5 separate regions of the Homo sapiens genome follow, and regions 1, 2, 3 and 4 are each linked to region 5. A link is a loop called in an ENCODE intact Hi-C map of the cell type or tissue named here. Cell type or tissue: MCF 10A. All regions are shown on one strand.

What was found. Peaks named below come from ENCODE experiments on the same cell type or tissue, not always from the same donor. Only the 100,000 strongest peaks of a DNase experiment are listed, where the experiment ranks them.
Region 1: a loop joins it to region 5, with 8 times the contacts of the local background. A loop is called at or near these places in 4 of 110 quality-filtered maps.
Region 2: it touches region 5 in a loop (5-fold over the local background); 4 of 110 quality-filtered maps call a loop at or near these places.
Region 3: a loop joins it to region 5, with 4 times the contacts of the local background. A loop is called at or near these places in 4 of 110 quality-filtered maps.
Region 4: it touches region 5 in a loop (11-fold over the local background); 11 of 110 quality-filtered maps call a loop at or near these places.

Annotation. Positions count from the first base shown.
Region 1 is chr15:39,388,858-39,393,857 of GRCh38, forward strand. All of the region lies in intron 1 of LOC105370777 (a long non-coding RNA gene), which reads right to left. Among named protein-coding and RNA genes, the nearest start is that of LINC02915, 140 kb to the left of the region's middle. In MCF 10A, no CTCF peak of the experiment used is centred here; a DNase peak (open chromatin) is centred at 2,524.
Region 2 is chr15:39,509,566-39,514,565 of GRCh38, forward strand. LOC105370784 (a long non-coding RNA gene) reads right to left here. Exons shown (of 3, transcript XR_001751505.1): 2 at 4,234-4,616; 3 at 2,841-3,074. Among named protein-coding and RNA genes, the nearest start is that of THBS1, 69 kb to the right of the region's middle. In MCF 10A, no CTCF peak of the experiment used is centred here; a DNase peak (open chromatin) is centred at 1,946.
Region 3 is chr15:39,495,031-39,500,030 of GRCh38, forward strand. No RefSeq gene overlaps it. Among named protein-coding and RNA genes, the nearest start is that of THBS1, 84 kb to the right of the region's middle. In MCF 10A, no CTCF peak of the experiment used is centred here; no DNase peak of the experiment used is centred here.
Region 4 is chr15:39,304,004-39,309,003 of GRCh38, forward strand. The region is part of intron 1 of LOC105370777 (a long non-coding RNA gene); the gene reads right to left. Among named protein-coding and RNA genes, the nearest start is that of LINC02915, 56 kb to the left of the region's middle. In MCF 10A, no CTCF peak of the experiment used is centred here; no DNase peak of the experiment used is centred here.
Region 5 is chr15:39,170,346-39,175,345 of GRCh38, forward strand. The region is part of intron 1 of LOC105370777 (a long non-coding RNA gene); the gene reads right to left. It overlaps LOC105370780 (a long non-coding RNA gene), which reads left to right and starts at 3,250. Exons shown (of 3, transcript XR_007064591.1): 1 at 3,250-3,334. RefSeq lists enhancers at 1,019-1,974, 1,975-2,930 and a silencer at 1,703-1,997. In MCF 10A, a CTCF peak has its summit at 1,890 (motif pointing right); a DNase peak (open chromatin) is centred at 1,866.

The DNA.
Region 1 (5,000 bases), 220 kb after region 5:
AGAGGGTGAACGCAATCTCTGGAGGGAAGCCCTGACTTCAGGCAGCTCAGGTAAGATGTGGAGTACAAGGAAGATGCACATGGGCTGTGGGTGGTAGAAGGACACACTAGAGGAGAAAGTATACTGTCCTGAAAATATCTGAAGATTAAGTATGTGTTTAAGTATACTAGAAAAGATCGTTTTAAAAATTACAAGTGCTAAATTACAAGCACTTGCTTAAATTTTGCATGGGATACATAAGACTGCCTGCATATTTATTTATTAGCACAACTACACGACAGTGCCCAGTGTATAATAGGTGCTCAATTAGTATTTTTATTTTTTATTTATGTTTTTGAGACGGAGTCTTGCTATGTCACCTGGGCTGGAGTGGTGGCCCGATCTCGGCTCACTGCAACCTCTACCTCCCAGGTTCAAGCAATTCTCCTGCCTCAGCCTCCAAGTAGCTGGGATTACAGGCGAGCACCACCCACCCAGCTAATTTTCGTATTTTTAGTAGAGATGGGGTTTCACCATGTTGGCCAAGCTGGTCTCCAACTCCTGTCCTCAAGTGATCCACCTACCTCGGCCTCCCAAAGTGCTGGGATTACAGGCGTGAGCCACCGTGCCGGGCTTCAATTAGTATTTTTAGAAGGATGTATAGTATAAAGAGCACTGGCTTGAGAGTCAGGAGACCTGGATTCTAATACTGACTCTACCGTTAACTGAGTAACCTCAGGAAAATCACTGACATTCTTTGGGTCTCAAGGTTTCCCTCTATAAAGCAGAAGATAAATTGAATGGTCGTAAGATCACTTCCTATGTGCCTATGTCTATGTCTCTATCAGTGCTATAAGAAGGCCAGGTCCCTGCACTACAGTAAGAATATTCTCCCGAGAAATTACTCAGCAGAATCACAAAGGCAGGGAAGTGAATGGGACTTTCGGTGAATGGCAACTACAGGTAGTCTGATGTGGCTGGAGAACCAGGTTGTGGAAAGATAATACAGGCGAGGACAATGGCAGGCCTGAAAGTAATCACTGAAGGGGTAACGAGTGAACAGCCAGATTCAGGAGTGAACACCAGATTCATCAAATCACCAAAATGATTTGAGTCCATCTAAGACAAATAATGTCTGTAATTTGTCAATGGGGATGTCATCCTGTATTTTTATAGGGCAGTGGATTTTAAACTTTATTCCACATAAGAATCACTTTGTTAAATTTTTTTTTAGTAATGGTGTCTGGGTCCCATCACCAGAGACTCTAATTCAGTAGAACTGGAGGAGAACCTTTGTATGGTGCTTTACAGGTTATGAAAGTTTCAATGATACCCTTTGATCCTCACAGCTAACAGAAAGGGGTCAGAGTGGAATTATCACCATTTCACATATGAGAAAACCGAGGCTCAAAGAAATGGCATCTATCCAAAAAGCAGGAGGCAGAAATGAGACTCTGCACCAATGTTCTGAACCCAGGTCCAGTGCTTTTTCACTATGGCTCAGCTGCCTAAACTGAAAACAAGGGTTTAAGGTGAAAACAATTTATTGCTCAACTCAAAAAAACAATAGAACAGAGAAGCACCATTTAAGGTTAGCAAAAGGATAAGTTGAAACACAATGGAAAAGCACTTCTTTGAATGTAGTTAAGACATTCATGGACCTATTAACCCAAAGATGTAGTAGGTGATCATCAATGGTTCAAATGAGGTTTCAGTAAATTCATAGATGAAGGATCCATTCTCTTAACTATTTGAGAACAACACCATATCATCTCATGCATTTGTCCGAGACCAAATACCAGACTGCATATATTATGTTGCTAATTGTCTACAAGTTATAGTCAGGTATACTCAGAGCTTATAGTCTTACCTGCCTCATCCTTCTACTGAAAATTTAGTTATCTGTGCCCTCAGAAAAGAGAAACAGCATAGACAAGTGAAACAACCAAATCAGCTACAAAATATGGAGATGTGGTGATTATCCCAATACTGCAGAAAGACTCTGGACCCCTTGTGTGACATCAGACAAGCTAGTTATTACATGGTTAATATAGGGAAGGAAACTTATAGTTATCAGATGCCTACAGTGTGGTAGCCACATTGTGTGCAGGGCACTTTATATACACCATCACATTTAGTTCCCTTGGGAATCTCAAAAGGCCAGTGTTATAATTATCTCCTTTTCACAGGTGAGGAAAATCAGGTTCACAGAGGTTAAATAATATGCCCAAGGCTACAGAGCTCCACATAGTACAATCAAGATATGTCTGTCTCCAAAGTTTCCACTATTTAACATTTCTTATAGACTACCAAAAGGTGCGAAAACCTGGTGCAATGTAATAAATGACCAAGTGAAAAGACTTTCCCATTATGAGATGGCCTCCGTATCTAGAGAGCCGCAAGTCAGACGCTTCAGCAGCAGCTTCTGGGAGCAGAACTGTGAAGCTCATATCATTAGCAGCAGCATCTGGCACACAATCAGGAAGACAGGGCACCTGACCTACAGGATTGGGATGCATTTGATCCTTACGCTGGCACGTTCCCCATGAGCTGAGAGTGTTTCCCCTAGTGTGGGAAACCCTGCCTCAATTAGTCACCCAGATATTGCACAACAGATATGGCATTTCCAAAGCATGGCACGCTAACTGTCAAAAATAAATAAATAAATAACAAGAGCAAGAATGGGTGCAGCCAGAAGGTTGTTAAATAATCAAATTTTCACTGCCTTTTACAAAAGCCAGAGCTCATAGAAGCTGCTGCCTTCAATTTTACAGGGTTCTAAGCCCTAAGGAAACAGATAGCATTACACATACCATCCTTAAATACAAACCCAGTTGAGACATACATAGTTGGTGTGGAGGACTGGGTGCCCTCACTTTAACACTGAGAAACTGCCAGGAAATGTACAGCTTAGCTAGTACTAATTAGTGCTGATCCAACACCCCAAATACAGTAGGCATTTAAAGCATTAAATCACAAAGAAACTACCACCTCATCTCTAGCTTAGACTGTTGAAGTAGCTTCATTCCTGCTATCCCTTCATTCTTTACCACCTTTCAACCCACTTTCCACCAGCAGCCAGCCCCTCTTCTTGAAACACAGATCTGATTGTGTTGTGCCACTGCTCAAAAACGTCTTTGGTTTCCTGATGTTCTAATAAAAAAGTTAAAACGCATGACTAGCTGCCCTCATCAGCCTCATCTCATTCCACTCTCCCTTGCACCCACTAAGCTCTACTTTATCCTTCTTTTAGGTCCTTAACCTAAAACCTGCATGCATCAGGACCTTATCACATGTCATGTCCTTGCCTGAATCACAATCTTCCTCCCCATCCCCACCCCACCATCTTAGCTCATTTCTTTTCATTCACCATTATTTCTGTCTAAATGTCACTTTTTCAGAATTGTGAAATTCTGTGAATACACTGTCTCCTATTATATTTTCTCATACGACTCAGTGTTTCACCTTCAAGACAATTGCAATTAGAATGCAATAATTAAGTATTCAGATCTCTGTGAATGTCTGTTTTTCCTACTAGAACGTAAACAATGAGAGCAGGAGAAAATGACCATCTTATTCATTGCTCTATTCCTGTTTTGTACATTAAATTGTTCAGTCAATACTTGTTGAGCAAATAAGAATGGATAAACATGGTTAACCTTTCTCTGAAAAACGTATTTTAAAATTCTAAAAATCTAGAGAGAATTCAAAACAGGTTTCCTGCTGGACTGACAGCTTATCCCTACATGTCAAATTTTCACTCCCAGGCACAGAATGACCCATTACACTGAGTAGATACTCCCGTCTGCTATCAGATGCCTGCCTAGTGTCACAGCATCTCATCTGCAAGATGACTCACATCTCGTCTGTGAGATAACCTACAATCTGGGTTACATGCATCTGCAGCACCTCATCTGCAAGATAACCCCCAATCTGGGTTATAAGCACAGAACTCATCTCCTCAGGAAATGATATCAAATAATAAGAAATAAATTGCTTGCCTTGCATAAAAAGAGCCATTCAATAAATGTTGTATTATAATCTGAGAATTGAACAAGGCCTATGAAAAAGTCCTGCATTTATGCCTAAAAGTTTAGTTCATGACTTCAAATATTGAAACCCACTTTTTACAAAGTAGTATGTGTCTTTGACTTTTAAAAAGTGCATTTTACCGTGTTGGTTGAGAAAATATAATAATCTTAGTTAGACTCTTCCTCTAACCTCCCAAATCAAAACCAAACCAAAATAAAACAGCACTCTGAGAGGTTTAAGCTGTATATAATGAAGCAAAAGTTGCTGTCTGTACTCCAGGAATCTGGAGTCCCAGAGAAGGTGTGGACATTGTTGGAAATTGGCTTCTAGCCCACAAATCTCTGCTCTGTCCATGTAACTAGTGATAACCATAGCCATAGTCTGCAGATACACCATTGTAGTGCAATGATGGAGGGATAGCACTTAAATATGAAAACAGCAATTAAGAGCATATTTACCATTTTCTTCTTAGTATATATCCTACAAGTGTGCAGGATAGTTTGCTAGATGCTAAAACAACGACATAAAAAATGACAGGAGGGAAATGCAAATAAATAAAGGACAAGCCCCGAAAAGCATTAAGGCAGTAACCAAGCTGAGTAAATAAACACCAGTGCCTGTATTTTTATTATTTTCTAATACCTAGTAATGTGAAGTACAGGTGAGATATGGAAAAATAAGCTTAGTGTTGTGGCAGTTTCAGGGACAGAATATACACAAGAAATCACTTAAAATATTAAGGGAAAGAAAGACAAAATGCACATGCCACAGAGAACAAACAGGCCAGCAAGTCAGTGATAGCTCACACCTGCATATAAACCCTTTCCTGCTCCAGCCACGTCAGACTCCCTTGTCCTCCCCACACAGCAACCAATCCTGAGTGTCCACGGCTCCAGAGGTATGGTTGGGAACCCCCTCTGTGAGTTTTCACAGATGCATCATCCTAGCATAGCACCAGCTGACTTGGTGTCTGACACAGCTGTCAGAGA
Region 2 (5,000 bases), 340 kb after region 5:
TGTGCCACGTGACTATATTTTACATTTTTCAGCACTTGTTAAATGTATTTGATTACATTTCTGTTTGGGTTTGTTTGTTTATTTAGTACACATTCACTGTTCTGCAGACTGAGATTCTATAGTTAACCAATTGGGAGAACTACGCCCTGGAATATAGGATCCTTGATTAGTCACTGCTCATAAGAAAATAATTTTTAAAACAACAACAACAAAAACCCTTCAAAATTGACACAATGGTTGTATTCAGAGCTTTTAACCTTTTCTAAGAACAAATCAGTGGATCTATGCAGACACAAAAGAGACTGAGACTTGGCCTCCCGGGAACCACACCCCAGAGGGCGGGGGATCTGGACGTGGCCACACTTCAGGTCGCTCGGGTTTTCTATCCATCAGGCCACCACTGGCAACTCACTTGCTATGATGAATACCGCTTTCTTCCTGCAGCCGCAAGTCAGTGACATTTTGGTCATGAAACCCACATGCACTGGCTCTAAACTGCAGCGCCTCTCTGGGGTCTGGGGGTGGAGGGTGACTCCTCATGCTACAGCAGCTGCAGGAAGCGCTGGGTGACATCACCTCCCCCTAAGCCAAGAAGGTCAGGCCCAGAGCAGCCATCTTTGGACAGAAAACACACAAATAATCCACCTCTTTCCACCCTGGAGAATGAGCTCACAACTGCGGGGGGCCCAGCTCTGTATGCATGCCAGGTGATGTCAGGGTGAGTGTCCTGGCATCCTGACACTCTGCAGGTGCTCCATTCATGGACACCCCACAGTCCACACCAGATGGCAGCGTGGGAGAGGGACATCAGCTCTAGACCTTCCCTCACTTCTAGTTATAAGCCTTTGGGGGACTGACTCGCCCATTTTCTTGGACTGTGTTATATGAATGTTGGGCCAATCATAATGGGATAGATACTGGGGTAGGGTGGGGATGGAGAAGGGCTTCTCTAGAGGTTTCTGTACAAATAAAATTCCTGGCAATAAGCTCTCACTTCTATCATCAACTGCTATTCTCTGGGTCATGGAAAATCCTGCATGGTTGGTCACACAGGGGGATGGAGTGGAAAAGTTGAAAGAGAACTGATTGGCTCTCGGAAAGGTGAACAGAGCTATAATAGAATGGAAGAGAAGCCCACACAACAAGTTGGACAACCTGACACCTAACCTGGGCTTCCCGATTCCGGACTTTGCTTTGTCCAAAGCCAAGTGGCAAAGAGAGTTCAAAATTACCCTGTATTTTGATTCCATGAAAAATGAGATTTTTTGTTGTTGTTCAATTGCTGATACACTTGGCCTTACTATACCCTGCTTTCTCATCGCAAATAGAAAATGGGCATGAATATAAATAGTGTGTTTCTTTGAATCCCTCAAAAGAAAAGTTTCCAGTTTGACACCCACATTTAAATTGCCTATAATTTCCTCATTGGAATCTTTGAAGCCCAAGGCCTTTCTGTGTCAGGAGGTGACTGTTGATCTGCCTGACAGATGACGTGTCGGGGACACTCACATGGTTACCTTAGAAAGATGTACCCTTAAAAGGAAGAAGTCCCATCAAGCATTGACTCCAGCATTTAATCTCATGCCGGAAGCTGACTGAGGTGGCTATTTAAGGAAGGAAAGGAGACAAGGAAGACAGGAGGGAGAGAAAGCAGGACAAATGGAAAGAGGAAATGGAGAGATGGTATGGGGAAAGGGAAAAGAAAGGAAGGGAAGCATGGAGGGAGGAAGAGATGGAAGGAAGGAGGAAAAGGGGGAAGAAAACTTGAGCTAATGAGGAGCCCATTGGATTCTGTAAATAAACCACAGAAACAATGAAGCCTGGTTCTTCTGAAAAGGGTTCCCACTTTCCCCAACTTCATCCTGGTTCAACCAGCCTCAAGACTGAGGCGACTCAGGCAGCTCTCAGCGGCTTCAGCCTGCAGTCCCAGTGGGCTGTGAGTCACGGGCTGCGCTGCAAGCAGGCTGCTCTGAGAGAGCCCTGGAGAGCTGGCCGTGGGTGTTCAGACCATTCCTGCTGCTGGTCAGGAACGTCCCTTCAGGAAGTTCGTTCACTCCAAGGTCGTTCTCTTTAGGATTTAATGAACAAGCCACAAAAATGAAGGGGACCCAAGGTTTGAATCCTGAAGCCCCAAACAATATGCCAGCCAGTTTATTTTTCCTCTTGGAGCTTAGCACATCCTTCAGGAAACTGCAGAAAAGAGTGACCTCGTCGTGAAGGTTCCTGCCTGTAAAAGACACAGTCCTTTCATGGCACACAGATGCCTCTGGCAGGGCAGAGGAAAATGCTTCAACTTCGACAAAAGAGGCATCTCTACCTGCTGTCAACAGCTGGCTCCTGGCAGAACTGGGAAGGTCCAGGGACAAGAATCTGAATCCTACATCCTCAGCCTACTGGGGCCAACAGCACCTTTGCCTCTCAGCACCCATCAATCACAGCCCTCCACCAGCTCATCCTCGATGAGTTGTCCCTAAGCAGTTCAGCCCCATAGCCTTCTCTTGGGATGACTCCAGGCTTTCCCCACACTTCTGTCATTACCAAGCTGAACAAAACAGCTCCTCTCCTGGAATTCATCCAGCTGCCGACTTGCGAGGGTACATGAGCAGCTGTTGTTACAGTGGAGAGAAGAGGGTGTGGGCTTTAGAGTCAGACAGCCAGGGCTCGAATTCCAGTTCTGCAATTACTTGCTGGTGACCTTGGGAAAGTAACTTAACTTCTCTGAGACTCAACTTTCCTATGCTAGAAGTCATGATAATAATAGTAGGGTCGTTATGAGGATTGCATGTGTCATCTCTCTGAGAGCAGAGAAACTGTCTATTTATTAGTGTTTAACCCACATAAAGCATTGAGTAAATATTTATTGAATACATGCAAAATGCTTCACACAGTGTTTAGCACATAGACGACTGCAATGAATGGATAGTATTATCTTCCTTCTCTTTATTTTCTGCCTCTCTCAATGCTTCCCATGGAGGAGCTTATTTTGACCCTTGTGTCAGTCAGGGTCCCAGCAGGAAACAGATGTTGTGTTCCAAATGGGGAGATCTTCATGAAGGAGCCATCTGCAGGGGTGGCTGAGAGAACCAACAGGGAGAGTTAAGCATCCCACAAGTAGCCACAGCAGAAAGGTGCCAACTCTCCTCTCCCTGGAGGGTCAAGCAGGGAGCTGCTACCAGAGCCCTAAGTGAGAGAGCTATAGCTGTGAGGCCAGCTGCAGAGGATCCAAACCCTTCAGGGAACAGCAGAGCAGGGAGGGAAAAGGGGAAATTAACACCCAAGCCTTCCTCTCCTCCCACTCTATGATCTCTTGCTGCTGCCTCCCAATGGCCAAGCCCAATATCCACTGATGAGATCCTTGTAAATCAGCTTCCACAGAGCAGCCCAGAGAAGGGTAGGCTGGATCTAGCAGTGCAAATGGAGAAAATCTAGCACAGCCATTAAATCTCCAAGGATTTATGTGAATAGTCATCTTTCCTCATCTACATAGGTTCTTCTGCAGATTTACACTACAAAAGACAATATCTTCTCAAAAAAAGCTGAGATCAACAGGAGACTTTAGATTCAAAGATGATATGAACCACAATTTCACCTTGTACGTCTTCCTGTTGGGGGAATCTAAACAACTGGAGCACAGCTGTTCCATGGAGCTGGTTCCACAGCTGTATCACACCTTTGCTGCCCTTTCTCATACTACAAATTTTTACATGTAAAATCTAGAAATGGACATATTTCCATGCCTTGAAAACAATAGAAGGTGAATCCAGGCATGAATAACCTATAGGTAATTTTCTATGTTTGCAATATATGGGTATTTTTAAATACATAATAATTAAAATCTACTGACACTTTCCTGTCATCTTTGTATTGCATATTGTGTTTGTAAGAAGAAATTCTAGGCTTGAAGAGCTAAATAAGTCCACTGCTAAAGTGCTGGCATATTGGTGGCAGGGGATAAGCCAGATAGCAATTGGAAGCCAGTTCTGCAGAGGCCCCCTGGTCTTTGAAGGTTGGCATTCACTTTCCCAACACTGCACAGGTTGGGTGGACATCCTGCTAACTGGCATTCAGCCCTACTACCCAACAGCTGCCAAGAGGCCCAACGCCTTCACTGGATGTGGAACTCAGTGCTGGTATCTGAACACTAGCCCTCTAGAGGGTCAGCTTCATCTGTTAAGTGTATGCAAAAATGTATAAAGCAAGACGATAACCATGTTAAAATGAAAGCATACTCACAGTGAGGCATGGTTAGTTCTTCATGGACTCTGCTTCAATCTAGTTACCTGGCCCTGAGAAAATGGCTGTATTTAGAAATGGATGGAAGAAATGAAGGTGTTGATGAGGATAGCCAAGAATTTTGGAGCATTTCTTTTGTTCTAGACACTACACTAACTGACTCACATAGGTTAACTCAACCCCATGGCCCCCTACCCCGCCTCGCAAATAAGCATATGTTGTAGATTTTCCTTTAGAGATGAGGAACACAAAGCCAAGTGATATTAAGTTACTTGCCTAAGATAACAAAGCTGATGAGTGGAAGAGCTGGGATTGAAAATCAAGCAGTCTAACTCCAGATTGTACTTTTAACCACCAGACGATTCTGCCTCTGATTATGTTCCCTAAATATTCAGAGAGAGAGAGAGAAAAAAATTGGAAGAACATGTATTTTTCAACTTAAAAGCAGCTTGCTTCAGAGAGTGAGATAATAAGTGAATGTTTCTCTCTACTTTCTACTTTTTTGCTCTTTATTTTATTTAGGAGTCAATATATTAATTTCATAATGGAAAACATAAACTTCATGTCAAAAACCTATTTGAGGAATCTGGTTCTGTTATGAAAGTATGAGTCCCCTATAGCCTAGACCTCTTGCAGATGACAACTGCAAACCCTACACAGAATAGAAGCCAAGAATAGGCCAACACATATATAGTCAACTGATTTTCATTTAAGGTGCTAAGGCAATTTAATGAGGAAAGAATAGCCTTTCCAACACATGCTACCAA
Region 3 (5,000 bases), 320 kb after region 5:
ACACAGTGCTTGGCATATAGTAAGGATTCAAAGGCACTTTTTTTAAAAAAGGCAAAGTATCATTATTAAAATAATTATGTAAGACATTAATGTAGCGAAGGTTTAACAGATATTTATGCATTTGTTAAATGAACAAGCACTCAACATAGTACCCAGTAGACGGAGCAGCGGAAAATCTAAGTATTATCTGGCCTATCTCTTACAATTAGTGTTTCTATAGTGGTAAAAAGTTTTGTTTTGTTTTGTTTTGGAGAAATAGTAGCTACTATCTAATAAGGAATTATGAGCGGTAGGGCCAGAATATGAACTGAATGTGATATGAATAAAGTTTGTGCTTTTCATTTCATGCTGATGGCTAAATCTAACATTTCATGTCTTTTTTTAATTTTTAGAATTTTTATTCTTTGAGAGTTTTTTGATACAAATGTATGGGATACATGTGAAATTTTGTTACATGTTTATAATGTGCAGTGATCAAGTCAGGGTATTTAGGGTGTCCATCTCCCAAGTACAACACATTTTTGTTTAACTATAGTAGTCACCCTACTCTGTTATTAAACATCTAATTTGTTCCTTCTATCTAGCTGTATGTTTGCACCCTTTAACTCACTTTTCTTCATCCTCCCCCAACCCTCACACCCACCCTTCCTAGTATCTGTTCTCTATCTTTCCACTCTCAACCTCCATGTGACCAGATTTTTTAGTGAGAATATGTGATGTTGGTCTTTTTGCACCTGGCTTATTCCACTTAATGACCTCCAGTTCCATCCAAGTTGATGAAAATAACATGGTTTCATTAGTCATCCACCCTTCATTCTTTATTAATTGGGAAACATTGCTGGCAAATCACTACACTGGACCCCATTCTTCAAGACACACCTCAGCTAAGCTATTTACTCTTTGCTATTGCTGGTGGAATAGCCACGAAGTGCCACCCCACGAGCTGTCACCTCTCTTAATGTTCACAACTTTTGAAGGCAGGTATTATTGCCACGTGTTATACATGAGGAAGCCAGCACCCAAAGACATGAAATAACTTGCCTGGAATCACACAATTAGTATGTGACAGGGCAAGAATTTGAGGCTGAGCCTCTTGTCTGCTCCAGGTCAACACCCTGAAAGCCTCTGTGTGGCACACAGAGGCTCCTAAGGCACCAGCCTCCTATTTCTCACCCAGGAGCCCAGCTGCCAGAGACCACACAGCAAGAGAGAAAGCCTGCTCCTTCCGGTGCAATCAGAAGACAAACCCGGCACATTTTCAAATTCCACACTGCATGGTGAAAATATTTTCATGACTTTAGCCCTACAGTATTTCAAGGACTTCCCTTCCTCTGCAGAAAACATAGATGCTGAAATTCCAAATGCCTCCCTCAAGAGAAAATAAACCTCTTGTTCTTGTTTCTTCCAAAAGAAGCTCCATTTCTTTTGGGAGAAAAGAATCAATCTCTTATCATCAAAAGAATGGATTTAACCAATATTCTTTGCCTTTTTCAGGTTTTCTTTTGCTTGGGCTCTCTCCCAACCAAAAGCCATGGAACATACTCGCCCCAAGGCACCATCAATGTGTCCTAAACACTACTACTCCCCCAGCTGGGCTGGAGATAGCTCCATCCAGCAGACCCTGCCCTGGCAGAGGTGCAGCCAGGGAACTCTCACCTAATTAAAGGACAATCCGGCAGCTCCTACAACGTCACTTGAGTCTGGATGGAGAGAAGACAGGAAACACAGGATTCCAAAATTACAGCCTGAGGCTTTTATTCCAGAGTCCCTTTCAAAGGCATGGATGTCTATTTGGGTACATGTGGTGGTCATCAGAGAAGAGTCAGAAGGCTCAGACCCCTCGGGAATGGGCAAAGCAAAGAAAGACACAATAAGCCTGGCAAGACCTCGTATCTCAGCTTAGAATGTTTTTTTTCACTCAGTCTCATGAACAGATTTAGAAATACCATCTGCAGCTCTCCTCCAAGGTTTCTCAAAGGTCCTTGGAGTTATCTGGGGACAAAAATGCCAATTTTGTAAATAAAGAAACTGAAGCCAATAAGAAGGTGACTAGCTTAGGGATTTTTGGAAATTTCTTTGGGAAACTGGGAAAGAACCTATATTGGTCTCCACATCATTTTCTCTGAAGTCAGGAACTTGGATGGGCAGCTCAGGACTGCCACCTAAGCTTCAGTTTACTCACCTGTAAAATAAAGCTACTGATAATACCTACCTCATAAGGATATTGTTAGGATTAAATGAGACGACCTTGGTAAAAGGGTGTAGCAGTCAGGGGCCCATGTGGAGACAGAAAGCACACAGCAATGTGAACTGAAAAGGTTGATTACAAAGAACTATTAATGGGAAATTAGCTAAGAAAAGGGAATTTAAAAAGAGCTCTAAAGAATACCCCAGATCTGAGAGAAAGAACCTAAGAAACAAACTTGGAAGGGGAGACCCTGCCCCCTAGGCTGGGATTCAGACCTCCTTGGAGAGGGCATGACTGCAGCACATGGATGGCAGGGAAGCTGTTGGCCAGAACGGGGCAGCAGGCAGCAGAGCAGCAAAGCACAAGAGGGAAACCTCCCCTCCTGCTGAGATGCTACCGATCAGAGAACCACACACCTGCACTGGCAAGCTGGGATAAGCACCAGTGGGTGTCCATGCACTGCTGGCCACTACACGCCTCGGGAGCAGGCCGAAAGCAGAACATCAGAACCAGGGAGAAGGTCCCCCAGGGTCCCTCCAATGCTCTGCCAGCTGGCAGTGGAGAAATGTTCCAATATGACAAGCAAGGCCACGAGCAGTGGATTTGGAGCTGAGCAGTAATAAGCTGGTAACTGGCAAAGAGGCCTCATTATCATACATCTCCTATAGAGTCATATTGCCAGAGGATGTGGGCAGTAGGGGTGCAGCGTGAGTGCAACTGCTATCTACCTCAACTCTGAATTGGGCTTATCTTCCAAATTTGCAGATGGGCACACGTGGTTTGGGAAACAGCATTGAGTGCTACTAGAAAGCTGTGACCTCCTGCTCTACACACCAGGATCTGTGAAGCTCTCTCTCTCTCTCTGCTAAGCTGTACACTCAGGGAAAGCCTCCACAACCATTTGAGTCACCAGTTGTTCTTTCAAAGGACCCACCCAAATCCAGAGCTGTGTAAGTAACATTGATCATAGACATGGGACAGCACTGGCAAAAATAAACATAAAAAAAATAAAATCAGCTAGAATGAAATCTACTTCTGACCCCCATCTTCCTACCCAAGAGTCTCTTGTAGCCACTGTAGATAACACAGGAAGAGGAGGAGAGGCAACTTTGCACCATCATTCCTGAACATGAGGCAATAGACACTGACTTACCTTGCAACTAGGTGGATTTGAATCAGACCTAAAGAAAAATGTCCATAATTGCATGAGAATCATACTGGGTTTGGTAACACCCGCAAAAAGCTGCAAAGCCTTCTTTTTAAAAGAAGATGCTTTCTGATGGCTCCAGCCTCACCCAGCTTGTGAGTAGGGGTTTGGCTGGGATAATTGCTTGAGGTACTTTCCTGCTGCCAGCTCCTATGCAGAGGTAACAATGTGTGCCATAACTCGGGATAAAACAGAAAGAGGGGCTGTGGAGGGAAGACCTTTGAGGGCCTCATTTCCCTTCCCAGCATGTGCCAAGGACAGTCCCTCGCAACAGCCCCAGGGGTCCTTAGCGGGAAGCTGTTTCAGGCCCCACGGGAGACAGCAATAACCCACCATTACTGGATAAACAGTCCAGGACAAAACAACTGAGAAATGATGACATTCTGAAATAACGCAGCAGTTCTTGTGTCCAGGAATTTCTCTTTGAGGAAGAAAACAAGGGGCCTCCTACTTGGCTGTGTGATTGGCAGGGGAGAAAGAGCATATTTCAGCTCAGTATGTATAGATGTGCTCCAGGCTGGGCTGGGCTGGGCTGCAGTTTTTCCATCTACATTTTTGAGGAGCTTCCAATTTCTTCTGAATAAACATTTTCCAAATAATCCTGCCTGAAAACTGTCCCTCATCAACTTAGAACATGCTTTCCTTTCTCAAGGTGATGCCACAAGGGAGTTGTCAAGACCCATAGTACCCCACTAGCCTGGAAGAACTTGTCTGAAAACTTTGGTGGAGCTTTTCAGAATCACAAGGCTCTAGAACAAGGTGGGGTAGATCTCCCAGAGCTTGTACCTTGTACTTTAAAATGAACTTGAAAATGAACACTCCAACTGGCTTATTTTCCAAATGAGGCATCCAGGGCTCAATGTGGTAATGAACTTGTCTGAGAACACACAGTCAGCTAACAGTAAGTAGTGAATCTGACATTTCTCTCTCCCTTACCTCACCCTGGGCCTTCCTCCAACCCCATATTCCAGATACCCTAAAGCATCCAGAGATGAGCGTCCAGATAATCTTGTTTGGTTTTTTTTGCCTGTCTGTCCTGAGTTCAACCAGTCATGAAAAATGACTTTGGTTGGATAGGACACAGCAGGAGTAGTGGTCAGGGCTATGGCTAGATTTAGGGCAAGGGCTAGGGTTTGGGCTAGGATGGAGTTAAGAGAATAATCCAAAAATAAAGTAGCATCCTCCCTAAATGTATCTCAGTTTCCATTTTCATCTGGTCTGTCCTAGGTCCTTGGATATTAATAATATGAACAAAATTAGCAAACAGAGACATAAACTGACCAGTTTTAGAAGGAAGAGTATATAGCTTGGTTACTCTACAGTATCATGGTACTAAAACCAGTGTGTATCTGTTATCAATTACTGTGTAACAAACTACCCCCAACGTGCTTAAAATGCAACCATTTTATTGCATAAACGTCTTGAAGGTTAGGAATTTGGGCAATGCTCAACAGGAACAGCTCATCTGTGTTGCACATGGTGTTGGCCAAGGCAGCTAAGCTGGGGCTGGAGAATCTAAGAAGGTCTCACTCGCACGCCTGGGCCATGGTGCTGGCTGTTAGCTGGAGAGCCTCTCTCTCCATGTGGCCTCCCCCTCCAGCAGAA
Region 4 (5,000 bases), 130 kb after region 5:
CCCCTAAATATAGGAAAAGATGCTCTTTAGGAGGCAGTTGGCTTATTTTCCTGATGAATGGAAATGCTGTGTCTGAATAACTTGCAAAAGCAAAGTGGAAAATCTGCAGGTGCCACTCTTGAGTGCAGAGCCTTGCTATTTACTTATGGATCCCAGAGGTTTCTGACGTGGTCCTGGTATAAAAGATTCTAGGCAGCTGTGAAGAGTGAGTCCAGGGGTAGCCAATCCCGAGTTCTGTCTGGGCATGTATCACAGCCACAGTCACGGAGGCAAGTTTGTGAAGGTGGCTTAACACACAGCATGAGTATCCCAGCATCGTTGCTGAAATTGCTTCCTCCCTGCTGTCTCCCAGGAAACAGACTCACTGACCCAATCTTTTTCTGCATTTCTAATTTCTGCCATCAATGGCCAGTGATTATCTAAATGGGATTGCTCAAGTATGTCTTTACTGTATTGAAGATGAAATAGCAGCCACAAGGCATTTTTTAAGCATGAACTACCTTTAGTATAAAATAAACTATTTCATTTATTCAGCTCATCATCTGTTATCCTTAAACAGTTCCATATGCATTGGTTTATATTTGATATACAAGACTGCTGAGCCATAGCACCCACGTGGTAACAGCAGGCACACGTTTTAAACAAGCTTGATGTTACTGCCCTATAATATCCTGCCACAGAGCATTCTTTCCTAAGAGTACAATGCTCTTTGTGAATATCACCTCATTAATTCTGGGAGAGGCAGTGACAATCCCTTTCCCCGCATTTTACCCGTAAGGAAACAGAACCACAGAGAGATTCAGAGTGAGCCAAGATGATGTGCAGTTACTTGATGGCAGGATCACAGATAAATTCCTCATTTCATTTGAACTGAAGACTTTACATCCTGCCCCACCCACACGATGCCAATTCATCAAGCCCTAACGAATAAAGCTACCTAACATCCATCCCTGAACTTTATATGTATCCTGGAGTCTCCTCAATCCTCTCCAATTTGTTTGGGTCACGGCCATTCCAGAATCTACTCATGGTACTTTTTGTATCAGGCAGGTTTTATTCTCTGAGGTTTGGGCTCTAGTTTCCACCCACATTCACAAACAATGGGCACAGTCATGGAGGCTCTGAATGCAAAGCTGTGGACTCTTCTCAGCATTTTTGTGGTTGTCTTGGACGTTCATAGGGATCCAAATGGACCGAGTACTTTGAGTTAGCACCAGTCTCTACTTTTAAACTATTCAAAACAGCCCTGTAAAACTTAGAAATGGCTCATGACTAGGGTTGTTTTAATTAACCTTGGGTTTTTAATAAATTCTGTTTGTTAGCATTTTACAATTCAAGAATTCCACTACCTTATGTCTCAAAATAAAGTTAAATTTTAAGAAAGTATTTTCCATCTTGAGTAGCCTACCAGTTACTGTTGATGTCAATGATGCCAAATTTTTAGTGACTTGTTTCAGGTTTGATGAAGCTCATGATGACAGCTGTCTTTTGTGGCTTGTAGAAAAGCAAAGGAAATGCAGAAAAAAGACATCTGATCTGAAATTACTTGGTGGGTAAATGTGAATTTGATATCTGTGAGAAGCAAGTAATATTCCAGTTGTCTTCAGGTTATTTTCTCCAGCAATTTTGCACCATCGCTACATCTCTAATATCACTGTAGGTTGTCTTTCTCAGTGTGAAAAATAAATAATGAAAATCTCTAGGTTGGACTAAAGCAAAGGACAACAATGGGTCAGCCACATCAATCTCCCTTGTGCTCTCAGTTCTCCTCAAGTATTTCGTTTTCATGGCATTCCTCAGTCCACCTAACCATCTGGGCCCATAAACAAAAATATTCATTAGTCCCTTAACAAAGAAACCTTATTCACATGGTTCCAAAGCCATGAGTACATTCTCAATTTTTAAAATTTTTTAATTAAAAAATAAAAGTTGAATATATTTATGGTATACAACATATTTTGAAATATGTATACATTGTGGAATGGCTACATCAAGCTAATTATCACATGCATTGCCTCACATGCTTATCATTTTTAGGGGCTGAGAATACTTAAAGTCTACTCTCTTAGTAATTTTCCAGTGTATGTTGTACAACAGATCTCTTGAATTTATTCTCATAAGTGAAATGTTGCACCCTTTCACGAGTATCTTCTCTCTGCCCCCATCCTCTAGACCTTGGTAACCATCCCTGTACTCTCTACTTCCATGAGTTCAAAGTTTTTAGATTCCACGTATAAGTGAGATCATATGGTATTTGTCTTTCCATGTCTGGCTTATTTCACTTAACATAATGTCCTCCACGTCCATCTGTACTGATGTAAATGGCAGGATATTCTTATTTTTTTCAGGCTGAATAGTATTTCTTTGTGTATATATACCACATTTTCTTTATCCATTAATCCACTGATGCATTTAGACATTTAGGTTGATTTCACAGCTTGGCTATTGGGACTAATGCTGCAATAAACGTGAGCATGCAGATATCTCTTCAACATACTTATTTCATTTCCTTTGGATATATACCCAGTTGTGGGATTGCTGGATCATATGGTAATCCCATTTTTAATTTTTTGAGGAAATTCTGTACTATTTTCCATTATGGCTATACTAATTTACATTCCCAATAACGGTGTGCAAGAGTTCCTTTTTCCCTACATCCTCACCAATAGTTGTTATTTTTTGTCTTTTTGATAATAACCATTCTAATAGGTCTGAGATGATATCTTATTGTGCTTTTAATTTGCATTTCTCTGATGATTAATGATGTTGAGCACCTTTCCATATGTCTGATGGCCATTTGTATGTCTTCTTTCGAGAAATGTCTACTCAGGTCCTTTGTCCACTTGTGAATCAAGTTATTTGTGTTCTTGCTATTGAGTTGAGGTCCTTATATATTTTGGATATTACCCCTCATTAGATGTATACTTTGCAAATATTTTCTCCCATTCTGTAGATTGTTCCTTCACTCTGTTGTTTCCTTTCCTGTGCAGAAGCTTTTTCGTTTGATAAAATGTCATGTGTCTAGTTTTGCTTTTGCTGCCTATGCTTTGAATTCATATCTAAAAAATAATTGCCCAGACCAATGTCATGAAGGTTTCCTCCTATGTTTTTTTCCAGTAGTTTTACATTTTCAGGCCTTATGTTTAAGTTTTTAATCCATTTTGAGTAGATTTTTGTCTGACGTAAGACGGGGGTCTAATTTTATTCTTCTGCATGTGAATATCCAGTTTTCTGAGCACAACTTAGCAAAGTCTTCTCTCCCCATTGTGTGTTCTTGGCATCTTTGTCAAAAATCAATTGACCATGAATGCATGATTTATTTCTGGGATCTCTATTCTGTTCTATTGGTCTATGTGTCTGCTTTTATGACAGCACCATGCTGTTTTAGTTACTATAGCTTTGTAGTAGATTTTGAAGTCAGATAGTGTGATGTCTACAGCTTTGTTCTTTTTGCTCAAGATTGCTTTGGCTATTCAGGGTCTTTTGTGGTTCTATATGAATTTTAGGATTTTTTTCTACTTATGTGAAAAATGTTATTCACAATTTCATAGGGATTGCATTCAATCTGTAGATCACTTTGGGTAGTATGGACGTTTTGACAATATCAATTCTTCGGATCCATGAACACAGAATATCTTTCTATTTATTTGTGTCTTCAACTTTTTTCATCAATGTTTTATAGTTTTCAGTGTACAAATCTTTCACCTCTTTAAATGTAATCCTAAATATTTTTATAGCTATTACGTATGGGATCATTTTCTTGATTTCCTTTTTAGGTAATTTTTTTGTAAGTATATAGAAATGCTACTGATTTTCGTGTATTGATTTTTGTATTCTGCAACTTTACTGAATTCACTTATTAGTTCTAATAGATATTTGCTGAAATCTTTAGATTTTCTAAATATAAGATCATGTCTGCAAACAGAGACAATGAACTTTTTCCTTTTTAATTTGGATACCTTTTACTTCCTTCCTTTGTCTAATTGCTCTGGCTAGAAATTCCAGTACTATGTTAAATAGAAGTGATGAGAGTGGGCATCCTGGTCTTGAACCTGATATTAGAGGAAAAATCTCTGAACTTTTCACCACTGAGTTGGATGTTAGCTATGGGTTTGCAGTATATGGGCTTCATTGTGTTGAGGTACATTTCTTCTATACCGAATCTGTTGAGAGTTTTTAATCAGGAAAAAATGTTGCATTTTGTCAAATGCTTTTTCTGAAACTATTGAGATGATCATATGGTTTTTATCCCTTCTGTTAATATGGTGTATAACATTTATTGATTTGCATATGTTGAGCCATCCTTGCACCCTAGGGTTAAATCCCATGTAATCACGGTGAATGGTCTTTCTAATGTGCTATTGAATTTGGTTTGCTGGTACTTTGTTGAAGATTTTTGCATTTATGTTCTTGAAGCATACTGGACTATAATTTTCTCTTCTTGCAGTGTCCTTGTCTAGTTTTGTTATCAGGGTAATGCTTGCCTTGTAAAAAGAGTTTGGAAGTATTCCTTCCTCTTTGGTTTTTTGGAAAATATGAGTTCTTCTTTAAATATTTGGTAGAATTCATCAGTGAAGTCAGCAGGTCCTTGGACATTCTCATTTGAATGTTCCATTTTTATGATGTCATTCATTGAGCTACAAAAGAACCACTTGATACTAGTGTCCAAATTCCAGTACTTTAATGAGGTACACAGATTCTCACCTAAACTCTTTACATGTACACTACTCTTTAAAGATACTTAAAATAATCTTAAACTAAGTGAGCAGTGGATAGAATTGAGGTAATCCTGACATAGTCTACATACAAGTGCTTTCTTACAGCAAAATAGAAACAACAGAATCTGATTCTATACCTAGGTCTTGTTTCTTCAATAATCTTTGAGTTAATCTGTCCCAGAATTAATGCCTGTGCCATTGCCCAGAATGCTGAATGACCCTGGCCGATACATGTTGACTTGCTCAGAAGTCTCTTCAGGGGAAGCTAGCTAAACATGATCT
Region 5 (5,000 bases):
GCCTGTTTTATTTTCTTGCCCCAAGTAATGTTCTCTCTCAGTCTCTGAGGACTTAATAGCTCCATAAAGGCAAGGATCTTTAATTTTTTTTCGGTTTTATTCACTGCTTTATATCTAGAGCCTAAAACGATGTCTGGCATACAATAAACACTCAATATTTATTGACTGTTGAATGAGTTTTGGTTTTTAAATTTAGATGATGAAAGCAAATATATATCTAGCCACTAGTATGTGCCAAATACTCTTTTAAGCACTTTACACCTATTAACTTATTTAATCCTTAAAATAACCCACACAGGCACAGAGAGAATATAAATTTGTCCAAGTTTATTGGCAGAGGCAGGATTTGAACTCAAGCAGTCTGCCTCTGAGTCATTAACCACTGCACTACTACCGACTCTCTAGATAGCATACTTGGTAGAGAAAAAACATGTATGTTTTCCTTGCTTTTTAATATTAATTTTTAATTTTATATTTCTAAGTTATTTTATTAATTTAAATATATATTCATGTATGCACTGACTATATATTACAAATTTGTGGTTCAAAATTCAAAAGGTACAAAGAGATATAAAAGGAAAAGTCTCTCTCCTCACTCCTGTTCTTGAGCCAACCAGTTCTCCTTCCTAGAGGCAGCCAACAGCTTGTTCAAGTCTAATTCTGGCTCTGCGCTCCCCAGACATGTAACTTCAGGCAGAATACCTAATTTTTCTGTGCCTTGGTTCTCCGGCCTGAAAAATGGGGATAATAAAATACCTCCCACATGGAGTTTTTATGAGAATTAAGTGAATTAATATTTGTAAAATGCTTAGAATGGTACCTGTCACAAAATAAGTGCCAATAAATATTAGCCATTATTAATTTTGTGAGTCCTTCCAGATAGTTTACTCATATGTAAGATATATACATATATACACACACACACCTACACATACTCCTTTACCTCTCCCCCAGCCATTTTTTTTACAAATACAATTATGCACCTTGCTTTTCTCACATTTTAATTAAAAAATAAGTCCGCAAATATATTTTCTTCTGATAACCCACTATCAGCATTTCTGATGTGTGTCTTCTTGGCTTGAAGAAGGATAACTATGGTTTCCTGCTACTTTTTTTATTATTTCTTATTATTGTGATGGACATTGACGGAGAATAGCCATTCTGAGGGCAACCTGCGATAGGTAGGAATTAACAAAATCAGTCATGAAAAATGAGTGATGGTATAGATTGTGACCTTTTGAAGCTGGTTTTGGTCTCTGATCCATGTGGCTGTGGCAGCACCAAGAATTTCTGTATCAGGAAGTTGGGTACTAGCAATGATCTGACAAGAAAGTGGGGCCGGGGGATCTGTCTTAGAGTTGCATTTTCATAGAAAACATACTGTTTTCACCTGGCTTTAACACATATATGAAGTGGGGGTGTTTGCTGATGCAAGCTGTGAAGGAGAGGCATTATACCTGCCCCCCTCCCCTTTCCATCAAAGCATTCCTTGACCCTACCCCTGCCTCATGGCACTGTTGCCCTTGGCTCTACCATTTGGAGAAACAAAACAAAATGAAAACAAAACAAAAGAGAGAAACATAAGACCCATTTTCCTGATAGGCGCCCTGCCCGTAGAAGAAGAGCTGCAGCTTTGGCCCAGTCGGGAGGGTATGACAACCCCAAGTAGAGAGCTACTGAGAGAGGGAAGAGGAGAAGTAGGGGTTTTAATTGCAATTGCATTTTGATAGGAAGGGTAGTTGATCATACAACAGGTGAAGGAGGTCTTCTAGGGAGTGGGAGGGCCCAGACACTGGCTGTTAGCCAAATCCTCTCTCAGCTGCTCCCTGTGGTTTGGTGACTCAGGATTACAGAGGCATCCTGTTTCAGGGAACAAAAAGATTTTAGCTGCCAGCAGAGAGCACCACATACATTAGAATGGTAAGGACTGCCACCTCCTTCAAGAACAGGAGTGAGGGTGGTGGTGAATGGGAATGGAAGCCTGCATTCCCTGATGCATTTGTGCTCTCTCAAATCCTGTCTTAGTCTTAGGAAAGGAAGTAAAGTTTCAAGGACGGTTCCGAACTGCTTTTTGTCTCTGGGCTCAAGTTAGAGAACCTTGCAATCCTCAAAGATGTTAGGGCAGGAACAATCTGTCTTTCCAACCCCGTTTGAATGGCTTTTAGGTCACAAGTTATCCAAGAATGTCAGGGAAACTTTGCAGTTACACACCGACTCTCTGGTAAGGAAGCTCCAGAGAGACTGTGCCATGTGATGTCCCACATCAGTAGCCTGGAAGCCACAGAGTAACCCCAGACCCCTGACTCCCGGTCCCTTTGTCCTCTGAGGAGCTTCTCGGTCAGGGCCCTCATCCCAAATTCAGCCTTGTTGACCTTTTTCAAACTCAGCACTGAAAGGCTTCAAGGGCAACAGGAAGTCCCCAGGGAAGGGCAGCATCACCTTTAGGGGCTGCTGCTTTACTGGCTCTGTGCACAGAGAGTTCTGCACATGGAATGTGGACACTACATGTTTCTGAGCTGCTGCAGCTGCTCTGAACAAACGGACTCCCCCACTCCCGGGGAATCGAAACTACACAGTTTCACTCTGTCTTGTTGTGTTGTCAGCTGGCTTTCAGCATTCCCTTGTCCCCACAGAAACCTCTACATGGATCCCTTGCATGGGTGTTGTACAATGGGAGCTTTCATTCCTGCTTTGGCACCTGCAACCCTGGGTTAACAGTACCATGGAGCGGAGAAAGCGTTTACCAGAGTGCGGTGCCGCGATCCCACCCCGTGCAGCAGTTGAGCAGAGGCAAGTAGCAGGGCTATGTGTGCCTGCAGGGAAGGAGGGGAGATGAATCATGGGAGAACCATTCCCGCTGCTACCCTGAGTACTCGGAATGTCAACTACAAGTGTATTGTGTGAGGCAAAATGATACCCAATATTTACCCCTAACATATTCTGGGCTCCCAGGGGAAAACAGACCACAGAACCAAATGTACCAGCCAGGGTTCTTGGTTACAAGCCACAGAATCCATTCTTAATCAGAAGGCTGGTTCTGGAGCCAGGCTTTGAGGTCTCCATTCTGTCTTTATCTGTTACTCGCTGTAGGACCTATAAACCAATTATTCAACCACTCTGGGCTTCAGATTTTCATTCGTCAGATGAGGGCAGAAGGATTAATGCATTGAATATATGTGAACTAACTGGAGCAGGGCCTGACTCATATGAAGCATTCTGTTAACCATCATCACCATCACCACTACCACCACCACCACCATCATCATCATCATGATCATCATCATCATCAATTTATCCTCAATCAGAAGGTCATGGAAGCAGATTCAGAAAATGGGTAGGCATTAAGGGAGGATAAGCAGCAGGATTAATAGCAAAGTTTACGCTGCAGAAACAGCCTGATTAGAATGCTGTCCCTGGCACCACTGCCACGGCCTATGGTAGACACCACTGCCATCTCAGCTAGTCAGTCACCTCTATGGTCACTACTGAACACTGCTATAGTGAAATCAATTATCAATTCAGTTTTTCTCTACTTGCTCCAAATTCGAAATCTAATATGGAAGCAAATAATTGCCAAACCCCAGTTCACCTGTCTGAGACCTTTATGTCAGGGTTGAACAGAAATTGCATCTCATCCATTCTGTTTTCTGTACTGGGAAGTTGTGTTCTGTCTCCTATAAAGGCTCACATAATAGGGGATTCTTCCATTGCAGGGCAGACAATACCAACAACCCCAAATTCAACATTGGCAAATGTCCATACACAAAGAAAAGTGCGTAATAATGGTATGACACTAGGGCCACAGTGGTCACTACTTCTTGGGGAAGTCAGGAGCTCTCTCCTAAGCCTTTCTTCTAGGGCCTGCCTGGCTCAATGGATGACACTTCATGCATTCAGTTGCACAAGCTAGAATCCCAGGTATCATCCCTGACACCTGTCTCTCCCTTACGCCACATAGCCAATCCATCACGCACCATCCTTTCAATTTCACTGCCTGAAGTCACTTAAATCCACCTCTTTCCTTCTACTTCCTAATCCAAACAACCACTTCTGTGCAGTTAGACTATTACAATAACCTCATCACAGATCTCCCTGCCTTGTATCTGACCTCTCTCTACTCTGTTCTCCTACAACAACCACAGTTATCTTTTCAAAATGCAAATCTGAGAATCCATTAACCTTTCAGTTTAATGGTTTCGTAAGTCTCAGGTTAAAGACAAACTCATTAACATGCTCACATGGTCTTGCCTGCTTTGGTTTCTACTCTAAATTCAAATGTCCTGTGCTCTCACTCACTGCACACCAGACACAGTGCTCTTCCTACTGCCCCTATTCTACACATGCTCCCTCTTGCTACAAAGCCTTGTCCCACCTAGGGCACTTTCCTCCCCTCTTTTCCTGTTTATCCCTATTGTTAGTTGGTGGTCAGATCAAGTGTTACTTCTTCAGGTGAGCCTTCCCTGACCCTGGAAAATCTTCTTATTCCAGATTCTCAAAGCATCCTGAAACTTTTCTACACAAACATTCATCACAATTGTGCCACTTATCGTTTATTATTTATATAACACATGAAAGCAAGGACCATGTCTAACCATTGCCTAGCAAATCCCATTTGTTGAGGGAATTAATGAATGAAAATATAGCTTCTTATTGGAGGTTAAATTTATCATTGATTTTGAGGCCTGATTGAGTTTGTTGCATGGAGAAGAGGAGTAAAAGCATTTCAAGAATAGAAATAGGGGATTCAAAAGTCCCCAGATATGCAAGGAAAGGGTGTATTTGGAGAAAGTTTAGCATGGCTGTTGTACAGAGTGAGTGGAGATGGATGAGAGGGAGAAGGAAAGCAGCATATAAGGCTAGTGAGGGTTGGGACTAATTGCACAGGACTTTGAATGTGTGATAAGGTGTTGAGATGCACTTTTCTTTGTGTTTATGGAGATAATCTGTATGCCTGAGCAGAGGAAAGTCATAATCAGAAATGCAGAATGAGAGTTGAGGCA